Linked DNA regions of Homo sapiens: region 1 is linked to region 2. A link is a loop called in an ENCODE intact Hi-C map of the cell type or tissue named here. Cell type or tissue: Calu3. All regions are shown on one strand.

The links. A loop is a pair of places that touch in the nucleus more often than their neighbours do. Peaks named below come from ENCODE experiments on the same cell type or tissue, not always from the same donor. Only the 100,000 strongest peaks of a DNase experiment are listed, where the experiment ranks them.
Region 1: a loop joins it to region 2, with 2.7 times the contacts of the local background. A loop is called at or near these places in 5 of 110 quality-filtered maps.

What each region holds. Positions count from the first base shown.
Region 1 is chr7:110,439,684-110,444,683 of GRCh38, forward strand. The region is part of intron 3 of LOC105375451 (a long non-coding RNA gene); the gene reads right to left. It overlaps LOC105375450 (a long non-coding RNA gene), which reads left to right. Exons shown (of 3, transcript XR_927862.3): 2 at 3,607-3,769. Among named protein-coding and RNA genes, the nearest start is that of LRRN3, 650 kb to the right of the region's middle. In Calu3, a CTCF peak has its summit at 2,834 (motif pointing left); a DNase peak (open chromatin) is centred at 2,818.
Region 2 is chr7:110,002,317-110,007,316 of GRCh38, forward strand. No RefSeq gene overlaps it. Among named protein-coding and RNA genes, the nearest start is that of LRRN3, 1.1 Mb to the right of the region's middle. In Calu3, no CTCF peak of the experiment used is centred here; no DNase peak of the experiment used is centred here.

The DNA of each region.
Region 1 (5,000 bases), 440 kb after region 2:
CAATGTGGTTGTTTTTTTGTTTGTAAATTTTCTTAAGTTCCTTATAGATTCCAGATATTAGACCTTTGTCTATAAGATGCATAATTTGCAAATATTTTCCAGCATTCTTTTATTAAACAGTGAAATGTATCTATAAGATATGGCAAAACCACCAAGTAGTAAAACTTGTATGAATTAATCAAGCATTATATAAAAACAAAAAAACCTATTCAAAGATGATCAGGCACCATTACACTAAAACTTAAAATTGGTTCTGTAACCTGATTATACAAATATATTCTTCTAATTAGGGTAGATTGATGAAACCCAGGTATTTAGAATGAGTACTCAGAAAAAAAAATGGTTCAATTAATCAACTCACAACCGCTTCCATAGTTCTTTGTACTGTTGATTCTTCTTTATGTGAAAAATTACTCATGAACAACTCATATAAAAGAAAAGTGGCATCCATAAATATGATAGCAGAATATATATGGCAAAAAATATTCAGCAATTTACTCAAAGGAAAGCTGTTTTATTACTACTTATTTTATAATAATGTTCTTGGTACTGGACAAAAACAAAACAGAAAAGCATGATCATTTTGCTCTTGACAAACACTTATTTTTGTATCTAATATTCACAAAAAAGATGAGTATTTGAAATTATGTATAATTAAATGATAATCCATAATCACTCACCATTAAGTAAAACATATGTTAATTAGAGAGTCTAAACTAATTGCAGGCTGTCAGATACATATGAGTAATACAAATTTCTTATTTTCATAATAGTGTATAATTACGTATTTCACAATAGACTAATGGAATTTCAGGAGCCATCACATTGTATGGTGCCTACTTGTTAAACAACACGATGAATAATTTAGAAAGAACTGTTTCCTCCTTTATGCTATCAAAAATGAATTAAAGCCAAATAAAATTCAGGTCCAGAAACCATAGTCACCTTATATCAGTAATCTAAAGAAAAAAGAAAGATCAGGGTGATTCTTTGTCAGGATGATTTTTATTTTTTAGTAAACGTGTAGTGTTCAAGGACTGAATATTGGTATGAAGCACATCCCTATTGGAGCCTATCCAATAGGGTTTATTGGTTGAAGTACCAAATATACTGACAAAATAATAAATTCATCAATTTTAGTAGTAATTGTCCAAAACACATTGAAAATCAATTATTGGTTTCTTCCTTACACCATATTTTGCTTCTGAACAGAATTAATGCAAATGAGAAGGGCAATAATGTGGAGGAACAAAAATAATATTGTCACACTTCTATCATAGGTATCTTTGGCATGGGCTTTTTTAGCCTTATATCAGATTCCAAAAGACATTACACTCCAAAGGCCATAGACATTCTCAGCTCAGTGGGCCACGAGATGGAACACTGAATGTGACAAGCTCAGTCCACAGAGTCAGTACTCACACAAGCCAGGGTTCTACTGATGACCCAGAAATCCAAGTTACTTTATAAAAACCACAACAGCAACATTGGGTTTTCCATACCCTTGTCATTTTAGTCCTATAATACCATAATAACACAATAAAACTCAGGCAGTACCCACATTATAAATTAAGATCTTACCTTTAGCCATAATAGCAGAAGTTAGAGGCCATCATTCTTTTATCAACATTTATTTAGCACCTACTAAGTTTCAGCACTGGGATGATATACTTTCATTTACTATTTAATCTTATCACATGTTATTTCATTTAGCCTTTAAAGGGGAAAGTCTAAGTTATTTTGCAAGTTAAACATACCAACATTTCTATTTTACAAGGGAAAGTTCAAGTATTTATGTAATTTTTGATTCTTTAATTATTCTAATAATCCCTCCTCATCTCTGGTTTTTATTTTGCCTAGATAAAAATGGTCTATGTTTCACCTAAATTCTCTTAGAGGCAATCATATTTTGTTACTAGTGATACTTGTATTGGTTTTAATTGCTAAGTATTAAAATTATCTTTTTTAAGAATAAAAAGTCAAACATAAAAATAAGAAATCAATCCCTTTGGTCTCGACACATTAGTTCTAATTATTAAGTCTGTGAAAATACATCAGCAGTTCTTTTTTTTTTTTTTTTTTTTTTTTTGAGACGGAGTCTCGCTCTGTCGCCCAGGCCGGACTGCGGACTGCAGTGGCGCAATCTCGGCTCACTGCAAGCTCCGCTTCCCGGGTTCACGCCATTCTCCTGCCTCAGCCTCCCGAGTAGCTGGGACTACAGGCGCCCGCCACCGCGCCCGGCTAATTTTTTGTATTTTTAGTAGAGACGGGGTTTCACCTTGTTAGCCAGGATGGTCTCGATCTCCTGACCTCATGATCCACCCGCCTCGGCCTCCCAAAGTGCTGGGATTACAGGCGTGAGCCACCGCGCCCGGCCAGCAGTTCTTTAATGTAATAACAAATAGAAAATATTTGATATTTTCTGACATGCGAGAGGGAAAGAAAATAGGAAAGTGTGTAATAGGGTATTTTTTTTTTTCAGCCAATCTCAGCATTAGTTAACTTCCTGGAAAGAAAAAGTAGGCAGAAATAGGGGAGCTATTTAATGATAATTAGATGACAAGCTGGGATTCTCAGCTTCTAAAATAAACGAGCCCTTTCTCCAAACCATCTGGGAGCAACCAAATTGTCCTTGGTGTTCCTACTACCACAGAGACTTGTCACTTCAAAACAGAGGGGAAGGGCCTGAAAACACATACATGAAAATAGCTCACTGGACTGAGAAATCGTGCTGCAGCCTTGTTGACAGGTCTGAGAATTACAGTTAGGTCATTAACAAGGACTTCAAACTGCAGGGGAAGGATCAGCTGTCATCGTGGCTCCCCCTGTAGGGCAATGGCACTCATTAGAATGAGGTGATTGCATTTCTACTGGGCCTTGACAGGCTGTCCTCAGATACCAACCTAAGACTCCCTCTCTTGTTCATCATTATCAGCAAAAGTATCTGATAGTTTTCCCTCCTTGAGCAGATGTGTAAACTAACAGGAGAATACGGCCTGTCAAAATGACAATGTGCATTGATTCCTCTTATCTTGATGTCTTTGGGAGGACAGCTTATCTCAAATTTACAAAAGAAGGAACTCCGTATCAGTGTTTCTTCTCAGTAAATGACAAGGGCAGGCCTGGTGTATAACTAATTGCCTGTTTCCAAAGCAACATTTAAAATGTAATACAAAGCATTCACCCACTATAAACTGATGAGAGACTACATTTGCTTTTCAATAAATAAAGGCACATTATTTAGAAGGGATTAAAAATACTGTTGCTATTGCAAAAGTATAAAAATATGCATAATTTAAGTGAAATTACAGCATTATAAAATAACTTTAAGATAAATACTAACCTATAAGTTGGTAAAATTATATATTTACCCAATTAAATATATTTGTGGGCTACAAATAATACTAAGATGTATGTTAGCCATGAGGGAAATTTTTTTCTAGACATATATTGGGATTGCTTTAGGATACAGCTCTTAGAAATTCATAACATTTTATTCCTGTACTCTTTACTTTTTCTCTATTTTTATTTCTGAATGCATAAAGGTTGGGACAGTATCATATTTTGTATCAAATGTTGAAAGCTCCCTATTATTTTATAATGTAGGTATTTAATAAGAGTGATTGACCAATGAACAAGAGAAAAAGACAAAATTCAACTCACTGCCTACCACCACCTTCCAGCCATCCCTCCTATACCTATTCTAGAATATAGTGTGAACCTGAAAATTGGAAGGGGAAAGTCGTACACCTGAAAGAAAAAAATAAAAGTAAGTATTATTTATAACTAAGTCCATATTCCCCAAAATGAGCAGCTAAAAATAATACCCTGAGTTCTTTTTCTTTCTTTCTTTTTTAACTTTTATTTTAAGTTCAAGGGTACATGTGCATGTTTGTTACATAAGTAAACTTGTGTCATGAAGGTTTGTTATACAGATGATCTCGTCACCCAGGTACTAAGCCTAGTACCCATTAGTTTTTTTTATTGATCCTCTCCATCCTCCCACCCTCCATCCTCCAACAGGCCCCAGTGTGTGATTTTCCCTTCTATGTGTCCATGTGTTCCCATCATTTAGCTACCACTTATAAATGAGAACATATAGTATTTGGTTTTCTATGCCTGCATTAGTTTGCTAAGGATAATGGGCTCTAGCTCCATCCATGTCCCTACAAAGCACGTGATCTCGTTCTTTTTTATGGCTGCATAGTAGGATGGACTGGGCTCACTCTTTCAGCCCTCCTGCATCTTTGAATCCAGTTCTTAAGCTTAGAGCCTAGAAGCAAATAGCTAGAGAGGAATCATCTATAATTATCTAGTTGTTATGTCTGGGGTATCACATCCATTCTGATCTTGAAGTTTGGATCCATGTTGAAATCAATCTGAACTGTTTGACTCATAGTAATTACTAAGTATGTAACAATGAGCAATCTACAGTATTTAATTTCCCTGTATCTCAGTTTCCTCACCTGTAATGTGGGGATAATGGTATCTATCTCCAGTGTTGCTAGGAAAATAAAATGAGATATTCCACATAAAGTTCTTAAAACAATGCCTGGTACATGGTTAGTTTTCAATAAATGACAGCTATCTTTACAGCGAACACTATTAAATTAAATAATGACTAATAACTATGGTTCAGGCCAGTTCTTCAAAATGGACACTACACATCAGGTAAACCCCATTAGTAAATTATTTTCTGGGATTAAAAAAGATAACCCACTGCCGTAAGATTTTGCACACGTCTCCAAATATGATCACTCTGACTTCTATGAAGTCAAATAAACTCTGAGATCCTGGCTGAATTCTATTCAGACAAATCAATTCCTCTGTTTAGATGATATGTCCTTGAAATGTGTAGCCTCGAAAACAAAAATATTTAGAAAAATGTGGGCTTTGTTGTGATAATTCTCTTTTACAGAGGAAGGGCTGGAGTACAAGAAACACATAACTTACTCTGATAGAGTTGACGCATGCTTTGAATTTTGAGTGCTTTATCTCTA
Region 2 (5,000 bases):
AAGCTACAGCCAAATAGGATGCTCAATGACACATTTAGTTACAGAAGCTAGTAATCTCCCAACGAGACAGGAGAAAAGGAGATCACTTTTTAAGTGAGATCTTAATCAGGAAGTTAGCTTTCCCCACAAAAGATTCAGGACAGATTGGAGAATGCACAGTGCAGTTTACAGAGCATAACACTGAGTTCTAATAAGAGAGAAAAGAAGAAACTCCATTTTCTCCTAAATATAGAGACAAGTCATTCTGAATAATAGTAAGTCAATCAGACAGCAAGAATTTTTCTATCAACTGGAAATAAGAAAGGGCTACGTGCCAAAACACAGATAAAATTTCAGGACTCAGAATGAACACTAAGAAACCTTATGAACAAAAATAAAATTTGCATAAAACAAGTATGTGTGTGTGTGTGTGTGTGTGTGTGTGTGTGTGAAAGAGAGAGAGAGAGGGAGAATGCCAGAATATCACTTGGTATATACTTGTTCCCACAGAAATAGAAGAGCAATATGAACCAGGTGAGAATAAAGACTACTTATTTAAAAACATTTCAAGAGTTAATTAGTGTGGAGGCATAGAAGTTTATATATCACTTATCATTAAGAGTTTAGGCCAGGTGTGGTGGCTCACGCCTGTAATCCCAGCACTTTGGGAGAACGAGGCAGGCGGATCACGAGGTCAGAAGATTGACACCATCCTGGCTGACACAGTGAAACCCGGTCTCTACTAAAAATACAAAAAATTAGCTGTACGTGGTGGCCCATGCCTGTAGTCCCAGCTACTTGGGAGGCTGAGGCAGGAGAATCACTTGAACCTGGGAGGTGGAGGTTGCAATTGCAGTTAGCCGAGATTGCCCCACTGCACTCCAGCCTGGGTGACAGAGCAAGACTCTGTCTCAAAGAAAAAAAGAAAGAAAAAAAAAAAGAGTTTATACACACACACACACACACACACACACACACACACACACAATTTGTTTTCTTTTATGAAAATTAGTTTTGTCATTATCAACCTAAATTCCCATCAATGGTAGACTGCATAAAGAACTTGTGGTACTTAAACAGCAAGCAATACTACTCAGCCATGAAAAAGAATGAGATCATGCTCTTTGCAGCAGTATGGCTGGAGTTCAGAGGCCATTATCCTAAGCAAACTAATGCAGTAACAGAAAACCAAATACTACATGTTCTCACTTATAAGTGGGAGCTAAACAGTGAATACCCATGGACACAAAGAAGGGAACAGCAGACACCATGGCCTACCTGAGGATGAAGGGAAGGAGGAGGATGAAGGGAAGGAGGAGGATGAGGATAGAAAAACTACCCATTGGGTACCATGATTATTACCCGGGTGATGAAACAATCTGTACACCAAGCCCCCATGACATGCAATTTGCCTGTATAACAAACCTGCACATGTACACCTGAGTCCAAAATAATAGTTAAAAAAATTTTTTTTAAATGTGTTGCTCTTGACTTACAACCTTCGACTAAAGAAGCCCTTCAATAATTTTTATAGAAAATGTTTCATACTGAATGGACTTTCTCTGACTAATGCAGGTGGGAAAAGTGGGCAAATCTGGATGCAACACTCTTGAGAATCTTCTTTTACTAGAACATAATTATTGGGAGTACTCTACATTATACCATATCCTGTGGAGTAGGAAGACTTAAAAACATGTAGCACCTTATTTCTATAGGTGGCAGTGTGAGGCAGATACACTTAAGAGTGAAGTTTAGATGCATGCTCTTCTTCATTCATCAGTGACCTGGTTTATTTCAGCAAATCTGTTAAGCCTCAAAAAGTTTTGTTAGACTATAACCTGATAAGCAAATGGAATTTAAATTTCTATTGAAGATGATGTTTCTCGATATTGTATGTACTAGAATATGTGATCTGTGAGGCTCTTTCCAGGTCTAAATTTTCATAGTATAAGCACATTATATTTATATGTATGTATGTGTGTGTGTGTGTGTGTATATATATGTGTGTGTGTATATATATGTGTGTGTGTATATATGTGTGTGTGTGTGTGTGTGCGCGCGTGTGTGTGTGTACATAGTAGTTTCAAAATAACCCCCCGAGACAGAAGCTCCAGCAATAATGGCAATTCTCTTAGTGACCTTGAAAGAGGCCACTCTAAGGACTTGTACTGACAATGACAACGCCAAGAATCATCAGCATAACTTTTAAAATCAGTTTTATTTATTGAAGCTAAAATCAATGCCTCAAAAAACACCTTATTTTTTCAAATTCACATGAGGGAATTTAGAAACTATTCCTCCTGCTGAAATTAGTCCATGTAAAAGAAAAAAAAAACCCTAAACTTTCTGGTACAGAATTATTTTCCATAAGATTAGGATTTATATTGATAGAAATCCAAGGAAATTTCTTCCTTCTGTGTTATTCTTGCATCTTAGAGGCCCATTCAGTAAACCATACTTCTTTTAAATTTATCAACCCTACTGTCTGATAGCCTAAAGTTTTCACTTTTTATGTATTTTAATGTATTTATTAGCAGGCATATATTTAGCATCAACTATGGGCAAGGCTGTGTTCTAATGAAAATAATAGCTATATAGACATTTGATACATAGCACTTTCCTAAAGGCACTTAAAACTTGTTTATTATGTTAAATTATATAAAACAAAGTAATAATATATGCAATGTATATATCATCAATGTATTAATGCATACACATATATGATACTACAACCACAAAAATCTGTGTTTTAAGCACCAAATAAATAGAATAATCATGAATGCAACATAGTATGTCAGATTTTTTTCACCATGAAGTTACGTGGTTAGGAAAAGCTTTATTATCAATGTGGGAATTCAATTGTGTTATATTAGTCCGTTCTCACACTGCTATAAAGATCCTACCTGAGACTGGGTAATTTATCAGCAAAGGAGTTTTAATTGACTCACAGTTCTGCTTGATCCCAGAGGCCTCAGGAAACTTACAATTATGGCAGAAGGGGAAGCAGACACGTCTTACACGACAGCAGGACAGAGACAGAATGAGAGCAAGAGCAGGGAAAACTGCCTTATAAAACCATCAGCTCTCATGAGAACTCACTCACTGTCAAGAGAACAGCATGGGGGAAACTGCCTCCATGATCCAGTCACCTCCCACCTCGTTCCTCCCTGGACACGTGGACATTTTTGGGATTATAATTTGAGATGAGATTTGGGTGAGGACACAGAGCCAAACCATATCATGTGTAAAAAGTCAATAAACTTCAAATAAATTTAGAACTTTAGTAGACCTAAAAAATAGCATAATAAATAGGCTAACATATAGTGTGTCTAAGACACTCTGAAGTGACAAGAATAGACCAGACTTGTGGGAAAGGGAAGAACTGAAAGATCCACTTGGTGAGGTAAGTTAAACTCAGATGCTTAAGTTTTTTGTTTCCAGATAAGGAATCTTTGACTGTATTATTTTACAGAAAATTAGAAGTCATGGTAGGCTTTTCCCAAAATAAATTATTTTGAATACAATTTTATGAGGTTTAGTCATAGATGAATTCATATCAGAGTATTAGAGAGAAAGAAACTGGAGATAAAACACTTGCTCAGGGGCTTTTTCAAAGCCTGTGCCTGATGCGATTTAGAGCCTGACCTATATATTATTGGAACAGGAGGGAATGAACACTTTCAAAAGATGGCTTTTTGAAGAACTGGCAGGTCTTGATAAAGGATTTGTTGTGATGGGGCATAAAACATAGAATAATTCAGGTTTAATCCTGGGTAATTGAAAGGTGCTTGTATCATTAATAGAGAAAAGGATATTTGTTTTGAGAAGTAAGGATATCTCCATTATACAAGTTGAATTTGGGGTAATAGTGGATCATCCAAATGGATATGATTATTGAAATATGAAGACATAAAACTTGAGATACATATGGATAACGATGCCTGAACAAACAGGAAGGAAATTTGCTAATGAGAGATCATTTGTGATGATCAAGATTGCAGGCTTCATGGAAGAGTAAAAAACAAAGCAGATTTGGGGCAATAAGAAGAGAGAGGGAGGTATGTAGATCACGTGTATTTAAGAAACTTAACAATAAAGAGAAGAAATAATAAAAAATATGGGTAAGCCAAGATAAGTTTTCTTTTTTTTCCACAAAATTCTCTATATGTAGCCAAGTTGTTATTCATGAGTGAAGACAAAATTCATTCTCATATATGCGATGCCTTAGAATATCTGTCACACAGATACTTTTCTGAATATATCACTTGAAATTTCAGAACAAATAAAGAGTACCTGAAATCCAGGTTTTAAGAATACAGAAGTACCAGGAAAAAAAAACACTCATAAGTACTGAAACTTTTTAAACCTACAGAAATATGTGTAAGAAAATATATATGTGTGTATATATGTATGTGTGTATATATATTAATATATTTTACATATATATATTTGTGGGTATGTTGTATCAATACCTCCAGGGCTTTTAAGAGAGATATGAAAAATTAATAAAAAATTAAATGACATCTATCATGTGAGTATAAGAAGTGATATAAATTTTTAAAAGATACTCATCAGAAATATTCCTGAAATGTAAATGTGGGACTCTTTGGACCTAAGGAGCCATTCAACATGGCTTCCTAGGTTAACCTGCCTGCCCTTAAAGGAAGCTCTTCTAGAAAGAGTTGTCAAGTTCTTGGCAGAAGAGCCAATTCTTTTGAGTGAATGTCATGTTTCACTGAAGTAAAAGAATGAAGACAGAATCAAACAATTTGAGGTGTGGACTACAGTTTACTCTAATTAGACATTCAACTAGAGCCCTAAAAAAATAGTAAGATCTCAGTTAATAACTTTTAAATAGAATTAAAAGACTGGGCCTAAGGTAGTCACACTTTACAGCGTGTTTCCAAATATATCATGAAATTCATTCTTTCTGTTTAATAATTAATTAAAACTTTAAAATTCTCTTTGTAAGGGTTTTATTGGGTGATGTGGCTACCCCACAGGAAATATTTATTCAGAGA